Regions from separate parts of the Homo sapiens genome. Here region 2 is linked to region 1. Evidence: chromatin loops called from intact Hi-C (ENCODE). Cell type or tissue: Caco-2. All regions are shown on one strand. Each heading gives the region's core, and the rest is flanking DNA. Links, peaks and the distances in the headings are about the cores only. Region 1 overlaps LOC105369409 (a long non-coding RNA gene). Region 2 has its middle 400 kb from the start of LINC02720.

Region 1 (5,395 bases), core at 336-5,335:
TATTTTTTGGCTTGGCTAATGTGAATACATCTGTCATGAAAATTTGAGCACAAGTCTTTGTGTGGACACATATTTTCATTTCTCCTGAGTAAATACCTAGGAACTGGACTTCAATGTCTGTCTTGCTTTGTTTTAATGCTTAATAATTTATATATGTTTGCTAACCTGGCTTATATCTCTACATTGGGGAGGAAAACATTTTGCATAAAAGACAATAAATTTTGTTTACATGATTGGGATATGCCCCTATTTAATACCTTGACTGCTTTATATAGTAATCTCTCAAGCTTGGCCAGTGTGAATTTGACAGACAAATAGCAACATAAGAGCTATAGTTATGTTTCTTCCACATATTAAGTTTCTTAAGTTTCTTCCATGTATGAAGCACTGAACTTGGTAAGGTCTTAACAATAGCAACAACAAGTATTTAAACATCAACAACTCTGTCACTGATAAAGTTTTATGTTATTTTTAAAATGTAGAAACTTAAGCATAAAGATGATTATACTTGCCCAAAGTAACTAATTAGAAAGGGGTACAGAATGAAGTCCAAACCCTGATCTACCTGATTTTCAATCCCATACATTTTCCATTGATCTATGTTTTTGAACCTTCAAAGCTGCAGAAAACTTTCTGGCAATGGAGATCTCGTTCATGGTTTTGTCTGTAGGAAGAACCATCTGAGTGTCTTGCAGCTCCTCTCCCTTTACTAGGCACCTTTTTGCCTATGGCAGATTATGCAGAGCAAATATTGCCCATTACTTTCTGCATTACATAAAGTCAATTTGGATTTTTGAATAATTATTTCCATCAGACTCTCAATACAAAGTTTATGAAGATAGGTATACTTAATAGTTTAAATAATGAATATTATAGCAATCCTAGATAATAGAGAAGTCTTCAAAAAATTAATCACCACCTCAAAAAGGCAAGATAGTCTCTTACAGTTGACAAACCCCTTAGCAACACAAACAAAGCCCTATAAATCCTCCTAACATTTTCCCCCTTCCCTTTAAGTGTACCATGTTGGGCTGACTCTATATCATCTAACCTTAACATCATTCATGATCTAGACAATGACAAAAAGAGGATAATAGCAGTTCAATGTACTTTTAAAATGCCTTATCTTTATAAATAATATTGAAATCTCTTTGCTATTTTATCTATGCCTTGCATGTAAGGCAAGAATGGTGTTTTGCTCATAGGAAGTTCTCAAATTAGTACTTATTTGAGTACAAGGTCAATTTGTCACTTCCTCTTTCTATTAGTTTTGATTATACCATGCTAGAAGTATGAAATTATTTTCTATTAATAAGGAATTGTTTCAGCAATGGCTGAAGCAGAGAGTACTTGCAGATGTAATCTCAAAAGGTATGTAATGTGATTGAATAAAATAAAATAACTTCAATTATTTTCAATCTCATTATATCATTAAATTTATGCTATTTATTTAGCAGGGTGGGTGATCCAGGAAAAGACATAGGTTCATTTGAGTGATACTAGAAGCAATAGCTAGGGGATCTTAATTGCTCCACTGATGAACAAATTTTTTTTCCTTCTACTTCTCTGTTCTTCCCTTTCTAGTAAAGCTTACTGGAAGAGACACAGTTTTGGAGTAGGATGATCTGGGATTGAAGGCAGGCTCTTTTGCTTTACATCTAACTGATGTCTTCAAGTTTTAGGTTTCTACTGAGCAAAACAAAGATAATAATATCTTCTCATATGACTGTTGTGAGAATTAAGTGGCTGCTTACGCTACTCTCTAAGGTAGGAAATACAGAAAGAGAACGAGCTTAGATGGGTAATATAAACTTTATTCCTGTGATGAACTCAGGCGCCTGTCAGACATTTGTAAAATATTTAAAAGGTGATGAGTAGGTAGGGTAAATTTGGACAGCCAGATCAGAAGTGTAGAGTTTTGTGAGGTGTCAGATGGAATGACTGTTGTTTGCTCAAGGAGAGAATGTAGAGTCAGCAAGACTCTGGGAACACAGGGCAGAGACCCTGGGTGCATCAGCATGTCAGGAGTGGGCAGCAGTGCCTCAAAAGCAATGTAGAAGTTTCCAGAGTGGAAATGCATAACCATGTTCTTCTGCATCTTTGTGGGCTGGAGTACAGCACTGTGCTATTTTTGTGAGGCTTTTGTGCAGTTGATTAAAAAAATAGTATCTTTGAAAAGAACATTAGAGAACACCAAGGGAAACTTATAATTGCCTAAACATTTAAGTTTTCTAAGTTGTTGATGACAGCTGGTCGAGCAGTCTTTTCTTCTACTCTCCAATTTAGAGGGAAATGCTGCCAACAATCTCTCACCAGCAGAGGGACCAACCTGGATGCTTTCCTTGTAGCAGAGGCTGCTCTGGGGGTGAAAGTGAAACGAGAGCACCCAGGCTGTCTGATGGTAAAGTCTGCATCCTCGGCTTGATCTGGCCTCACTTTTGGCTCCATTTAACAAACATCCTACTTACTGAGCATCTATCACATATTGTGTTGGGCAACTGGGACAAAATATGACTGAGAAGCAGTCTCTGCCAATAGGAATTTTACAATCTAATGCAAGATTGAGCCATACCAATTCATGGAGACAAACACAAAAAGGAATGCCTAACACCATGCCTGGCCCCAGTTTTAAAATATTTTCTTTAACTGGAAGAGAGTTTTCCATTATGTACCTTCTCTCAGGCAATATTAGATTTGTATCTGTATTATGGAAAAGGTATTATTACCTCCATTTTTTAAAAGGGCAAATTAAGTCTAAGAGACTTCAATTTGCCTAGGATTACAAAGTCAACAAAAGGTAAAGATAAAATATTAGCTGGTTATGTTTGGACTGCAAAGCCCAGTTCATTACACAACACTATTTAGAAATGCAGAAAACCAACTGTGAAATTTTAAATGAGAATACACTGTTTACCTGCTAAATTCAAGAGAGGAAGAGAGGTCAGGGAGAAAGAAGGGACGATGGTGAGGAGGAAAGAAAAAAAAAGAGACAGGAAAAGGTGAGAAGAAAGACAATGCAAAGAAGTAGAAAGAGTGAGGAAAGAAAGTTAAAAGAACTAAGAGGTACAGGTGATAATGCTTTCCTGAGCTAAAGATAAACATCCCTTCCAGCCAATAATATTTATAAAAATTTCTTCTCCAGCATTCAGAAGGTGAAAGAAGATCATTACTCAGTAGGACCTCTTCAAAGGGTGAGTAAAAGCTGTAGAGTTAATAATGTTAAAAAATCTTTCCCCAAAATCAAGAAAAGCAGGAGAAATAAAAATAAAGCTCAAAGGGAAAATGGAACCAAAGATAAAAATCAGACCATGCTATTACTAACTCAAAGACTTGAAATGAGCAGAATAATATTTATAGACCTGTGGGCTGTGAAATGAAGGGATCTGTTTCTCTGGCATGCATATGTCAAATATAAATGCATGTGTATATGGACTTCATAACTTGCCTATCTTACTTTTATTTGAGGATCTACAAAATGTGATAGAAAAATGTAAAACTTGAAGTTAGAAACCTTTGAGTATGGCTCTCACATTTTACACAATTACTTGGGAAAATAATGTATATCAACCTCAGGGTCTTCAATTGTAAAATGGAAACAACATTCCAGCCATATCTATAAAACTTGTTATGATCAATTATCTTGAATCAAATGAAATGAGGTAGTAGTGGCATCATGATTAAGATCATAGGCTGTTTGGTAAGTGCTGGGTTTGAATTAAGGACCTGCTGTTTAACACTAAGCAAACTCTTTTACTTTGGTAAGCATCATTTTCTTGTCTATAGAATGGGGATAATAACAGTACTAAAGTCATGATGAGGTTATGGGAATTGTTTGGGATCACGCATATCATTGCCTGGCACAGTACCTGGTAAGCAGTAAGTTGTCAAATAATGCTATTTGATGATTGTAAGGATGGTGACAATGCATGACAATGACAAAGATAATCATGATGGTTATGCTTGGGAGGATATAATATCCTCTGGAAAGTCTTCCCTCACCTCATTCTTACCTCTGCAGGAGACACAAATGTCCACCTCTATGTTACTGTATGATTTTGAACATACTTCCACTATAGATCTTTGTTAAATAATGATACTGACAGGATGAAGGGAGTGATGATGCTGTAAGATTTATTAGGCACAGTATAGGTAGATAGCATATTATCTATCCTCTCCTGGTAGAGTGCCTCAATCCTGAGCTGAGTCATATCAATACAATCTTTTAAAAGATACTGTGAATGGCTGCTTTCTCACATGGCTCTCTTCACCTTCAAACCCACAATAGCAAGTATTTTTCATTCTTTGGATCTCTCTGATTTCCTCTTCTGCTACCAGTTAAAGACAATTCTGTGCTTTTAAAGAATAATGTGATTAGATTTGGTTGATTTAATGAAGTAATCTCCCTTTCCGTGAACTAAAGGTCAATTGATTAGTAGCCTAATCATTGATTAATAAGCCTACTAATTGATTAGTAGTATGATTTTGACTATACGACTACTATAGATGCTATTAAATAATCCCGTTGTCACTAAATTTCCTGTTCTTCTGTCCTGCAAATTTATGAGCATCATGAGATTCTGTTCCCTCACTGCCTTAGACATAGTAGACTTTCAAAGAATATCTGCTATAATATTCTGGGATTGCACACTGTAAACTCTAAAGCAGTAGAGGCATGCTCACTAGTGTAACTGTAATTGTTTATATAGGTTTTTTCTCCTGTTCAATTTTTTTTTTTAAATAATAAGCATTCAGTGTGTTGGGAAGGTGTCCAATATCACCACCACCTGTGATTCTGAAAACAGCTGTTTTTTGTTTGGTATAAAAGCAAGGAGGAAGAAATTGACTTGGAACTGGAGGTACTTAATAACAGCACAAAAGATAAACAATACAAACCTTGTTGATGAAAATGTGGTCATAGAAGACCAGCATAACTATCTCCTGGGATCTCATTAGACAAGCAAAGTCTCAGGCCCCATCCAAAACCTATTGAATTGGAATTTGCATTTAACAAAATTCTCAAGGGATTCCTGAATTTGAGATGCTCTGCTCTAAAACCCTTGGCATAGTCACTGAAGTAGGCAGAGAGCTCTTTTTCTGAATTATCTTCAGGAAACGGCACTTAGAAAGAAGCAAACATCTACAGATCAACTCTATGTACCAAGCTCAGGATAGGTGCTTTGATACACATTTTACTTTAAACCACCCAGTGTTCTTATAAAGTGTATGCTGTTATCATTCTTCTTCTTTTTTTTTTTTTTCCTGAGACACAGTCTCACTCTATCATCCAGGCTGGAGTGCAGTGGTGCGATCTTGGCTGACTGCAACCTCCGCCTCCCAGGATCAAGCAATTCTCCTGCCTCACCCTCCCAAGTAGCTGGGATTACAGGTGCACACC
Region 2 (5,395 bases), core at 169-5,168, 440 kb after region 1:
AAGTCTAACAACAAATATATAACATTCATGAACTCACATTTGAACAAGAGTTGGATGTGTTTATGGACTTTATAATTCTTTATATAATGAATAATGTATAGCAATTTTATATACTTTATATAGATACAGCAGTAGTTTGGGATTGGAACTGTTGCTGATATACTTACTGATTAACTTACTGCTGATTTGGGAATTTTAAGACTTGAAGGACACCATCAATGGTTCTTATATACAGAAAGGCTGAAAAAATGTGAAATTACATTTAGTAAAGGAATAGGAAAGTGAGAAATGTCATTTATTAAAATTCTACTATGTGCAAGGTACTGGACTTGGACAATCTCATGTTTCAAATCACCTAATCTTCACAGTCTACTATTGTCTGTGAGGCAAATATGTTTATTAACCTCACATGGATGAGAAAATTAGACTGCAGATAAAGGTTTCAAACCTTCTGTAATATCATGTATATATTAAGGATATGGAGAAAAGATTCAACATCAGATATCCACTGCAAAGGCAGAACTGATCTCCTTCATTCCCCTACTTGAATTATTGCCTTCACCTAAAGAAGACAGAAACATGAAGAGTTAATAGCAGGTAGCTTCTCTTTAAGAAAGCTGCTTGTAAGTGACTTGATAATTTCCCAGTGAAAATGACATTTATCTTGGAAAAACGGGGTCCAAACCCAGTGACATTTTAAAGTTTGTAATTGGGTTCAAATGTGCGCATGTACAAAACTATGCCACCACAGAAAAAGCTGTCTTCTAAGGGTGCCAAGGAAGCGATTGATTAAATTTGAGATCCATGCTTGACCTAGGCAATTTGCCTAGTCTTTTGTAGTCACAGTGTTCCCATTTACAAAATAAGGGCTATTTAATTTAACAAATGATTATTAGGCTTGAAATAAGTAATAGAGTAGAAAGTGCTGATAAACTCTTAAACATTATACAAATGACAGCTATTATGATCATATCAGCTCAAGACAGAACTAGAAGCTAAAAAATTCTTATGAAGATTAAGACCTACTACATTTATCAATCCAGTGAATGCTAAAATACCATCTTTTTATTGTAAACATTGCTCAGAAATTTCTATAATATTGTTCTTTTTATTGATTTACTGTAAAAGCATGATCATCCTTGTGTCCTTATATTATCTGAAAAATTAATAATTACTTGTTTATAATTATATAGTTGATCACAATACTGGTCAGTAATTATATAATATCTTCCTAAATTTTCTAAGCCTTACACAATTAAATATGCTTATTTCAAGACAGATTTGTAAAATATACTTCCTGCTGTGATACTGAAGCCCAGTAACACAAAGTAACTAACAGTGGAAAGTGAAGACTATTATATAATGATTTTGGTCACTATGAATTGGAAACAGAGATACCATGGGGTAGGGAAGAGAAAAGGGAAGATGGATGGTAAAGAAAGACTGCACATGTTTTAAAAGAAACCTTAGAAGAGGAGAACAAAGAAGGAGGAAAAAAAAAAAGCCCTGGGGTCTTGGAAACACATCCCTGAATATATTCAGCATTAAGGAGCTGAGATGTGCATGAGAGGCTGATGAATTCCAGCCAGAATGGTCCGTTTCACCCAATTATCCTTCTCCATGGCATTATCATAGCTGCAACTAAAATTAGAAACAATGCTATGATTCATTCCAATGTAGGCAGGTAAACAAATTTTACTTTAAACTTTTTTCTTTATAGAATTCCCAAGATATTTAGTATCTGTGGAATCTCAAGAATAGCAGCATATTTAAGAGTCTAAAGTTAAAAAGTATTTTAAAAAGTCTTCATTCTGATCTTGAACTTGTTTTTGAAGGGCAACAGAATTAACAAATTACAATAGGTGAATTTAAGAAAGGTTCATTTAGAATCTGAATATATATAAAAATTTCTCAATAGATAGGTTTTGGTCATGTGAAGGTATGTGTGACCACCCGGGACAAGAGATGAAAGTACGAGTCAAATATAAAAGGAGCAGAAATGTTTTACCATTTCACAAAAATATGTCTTCAACAATTACTCAGGATTAGCATGTTCTATTGAAATTGTACTGTACTTTACACTGGTTTCTTGTATTTCCAAATGTTTATTTTTGTGATTTAGTCTAGTGTTGACCAAATGAAGAAAAAAAAGTCTTAATAATCATGTCTAAAAAAATCTTAAATCTAAAGAAGACAAAACCAAATGTGATTATTTCATTAGTCCTTGAAACAATGTATTATTTTAGTATAGTTCATTCAGCTCCACAGATAATGCCCCTCACATACTAGACATTCAGTAATCGCAAGCTCTAAGAGAAAACTTTTTCTTGATAAAAATAAAGGCTACCCACAATCAAGTACTTGTAACACCTGCTTCTTTAGGACAATGGTACATGCTCATGAAGATTTTTTTATACAAAAATTACAATTTGAATTATTTTCTACCATAGGAAATATTCAAAAAGTCTTCCTGTTAGACATACAGTATATGGCAAAAGATAGGTGAGGGATCGTCTCTGGGAGGCAATGTAGGAATGACTGACAGAAGAATATAGATGACCTGACATTGTCCTTTCTTTCATTAAAAAAAAAATTAGTTTTTATTTTTCTCCTAAAATCATTCGTGTCGACATGTATAATCTGCCTCACCATGCAATCTGTTTCTGTGTGGTTTCCTTCTTAGAACTTTTTCAATCTCTTTGAAATCCAAGAGAAAATTACAATTGCAGTATATAAAGGAGAATGGCTTCAGGTGTAAAAAAAAAAAAATTGAATAAAACTTTCAAACTCTCTGAAACATAATAACCACATTTCCTCATTAAGTTTATGTCCTCTGTCTCACCTTCCCTCTTTCCCCATCCATACAAACACTACTCAGCCATGAAGATATTCTTATTTGCTGCCTCCCAGTGGAAAAGGCAAGTGAAGCTTTCTTTTTGAGGTCACAGAGGTGCTAAAAGCTAAACTCAGGCTCCAAACCCAAGATTTTAGCTCTAGAAACGGGGCCTTTAACCAGTATACAGAGCTTACTTTAAAAAAAAATGCAGATAAGGGCACTTTGCTTTTCTTTTTTAAACACATACTCTAAATGGTGGTTTAGAGTAGCTTTTTTGTATTAATAAATCATCTAAATGGTTCTGTTAATTAAAAATCTGAACGGCATTTGCTACCACTTAAATCTAACAAGTTTTATTTCTATCTAGTGAGGATTACAAAAGGTAAGCCTGTTTCAGAATTTTCATTTTATTTTCTTTTTAAATGGTAGACTAACATTTTTTCATTTTTCCCACCCCCAAGACCATGGCAAAATCTGGTAAGAGAGTGGATTTTATGTGTTCTTACACCATCTCTCCCTCCAACACACTGTAACTATGGGCAGTGATGGATGTATTAATCAATTTGACTATGGCAATCAATACACAGTGTCTACATATATCAAGTGACCATGTTTTATACCTTGAATATATACAATTTTTGTTTGTCAGTCCACTATTTTAAAATTAAAAAGTGGACTAAACTAAATAGAGATTTATGGTGAGTTTTTGTGCGTTTCTTGTTTGTTTCACAGGCGGTATTTAACTAATTTGGCCAAAATAAAAATATGTATTATAAAAATGTTAATAATACTACTGCTCTTACCACATAGTATTTATTTACTATTTTAAGCTTTTAAAATGTCTTTGATTTGTAGCAATCCCCAGAAGACACAGATGACCTCTTAGGAATGGATAAGGAGAGTGTCATCTTCATTTTATATGTAAGGGTATCAAGCTCCTAAAATTTTTGGTGAAATAATCAAGATCACATTCCTAGTTTTATGATGGGATCTACACTAGAATTTATATGTTCTTAATCCCAGTCTAGTGTTCATTCTGCTATATTATGTCACTCTGAATGCTTTCATAAAACTCAAAAGCAAAAGTAAAATGAGGTAAAATAAGCCCTGCATTATACCATACCAGTTCAAAGATGTCCCTTCAGTGATGATAATAACTGAGAAGAAACATAAATTCCAGAAATATTTCCCATATTAATCACATGCTAATTTTTAATACTGTAAATTAAATTACAAATAGTGTTACATAAACTCATAAAAATTAGACCCCTAGGAGTAGCTTACACTCTTGACAAAAATACCTTGCACTATCTTGTACCTTTGTGAAAAAAAAAAACCCTCAAAAATATGGGAACATTTGTACAGTAACAAATGCTTACTTATAAAATGTTCATAAATACAGAACACGCAGCTCAGAAAAGATAAATAAAAGAAATCTCTTTCCTGTAACAGTAAAGCCGATGAAGAAGCACACAGAAATTTAAAAGAGCAAACCTTCTTCAGAAAATGGCAGTAATATAAATAATGTATAAGTGCTTTTCACAGATGAATGAGAACAGGAAAAAAGAATTAAAACATACTCTATGGTGGGACACAGTTATTTCAGCACAAGAAAATTTGGGTTTAAATGAGACATAAGGTTGATTTATTTCATTCTTTCAAATAGACATTGTATTTTCATAAAGATTTGTAAAGACATGTTTAGGATTTATATACCAGAATGCCTATACATAATCAATGGAGCTAATTTGTATCATTTTAGATGGTTTGTTAGTACTTGTGTTTTAAGCATACATGTACATATTCTTTTACATTTAAATTTTATCCATTTATTGACTTCTTACTCTCATTCTTGGTCCCCTGCACTAATTTTTCCATTGGTGAAATGTGCTTATTTTTGTTTGCTTTTTTGTAACATGGTAATTGAGAAAATGGATTTTGAGTAAGAAAACATAACTTCCAGCCATATCTCTATTACTTATTAAGTCTGTGATCTTAAATAAATTATTTAACATCTCCAAATCTGAGTTTTTACCTCTTTAGAATGCCTATAATGAAACTCCCATGTCTCAGCTGTTGTAAATATTAAAATGCATACTACATATAAAAAGTACCATGCCTAGTACGTAGTGAGTGGTCAATACATGTTAGCTATCACTAGGAGTACTAACATTTACATACTGTTTGTTATCATTATTGTGATCTTAAAGTCATATTGTTCTTGTTAGGAATTTGTTGAGATAAATTTGTTCACGGCTCAAACCTTTGTTGAGTATCTATTCTATATCAGGCATGAATCTAGATATTTTCTATAGACAGTTAAACAAATGAAATAAATAAGAAAATGCTTAACACTAATAAGTGCTACAATGAAAATAAAGCATATGATATGACAGAGTACCCATGGAATTTCTTGATGTTGTGTAGTCTTAAATTTCTTTTTAATGGTGATATTTAAGCTAGACTTAACATTAAGAAGCCAGCTATATAAAGATATAGATATTGTGAACCAGGGGCAAGGGTAATAGGTAATCGAAAAGCTCCTTATTCTAGAATTAT

What was found. Hi-C counts contacts between places; a loop is a spot of excess contacts. Peaks named below come from ENCODE experiments on the same cell type or tissue, not always from the same donor. Only the 100,000 strongest peaks of a DNase experiment are listed, where the experiment ranks them.
Region 2: a loop joins it to region 1, with 24 times the contacts of the local background. A loop is called at or near these places in 1 of 110 quality-filtered maps.

What each region holds. Positions count from the first base shown.
Region 1 is chr11:80,725,219-80,730,613 of GRCh38, forward strand. LOC105369409 (a long non-coding RNA gene) reads left to right here. Exons shown (of 3, transcript XR_001748502.2): 2 at 3,143-3,191. Among named protein-coding and RNA genes, the nearest start is that of LINC02720, 35 kb to the right of the region's middle. In Caco-2, for the core only: no CTCF peak of the experiment used is centred there; a DNase peak (open chromatin) is centred at 2,343.
Region 2 is chr11:81,162,458-81,167,852 of GRCh38, forward strand. No RefSeq gene overlaps it. Among named protein-coding and RNA genes, the nearest start is that of LINC02720, 400 kb to the left of the region's middle. In Caco-2, for the core only: no CTCF peak of the experiment used is centred there; no DNase peak of the experiment used is centred there.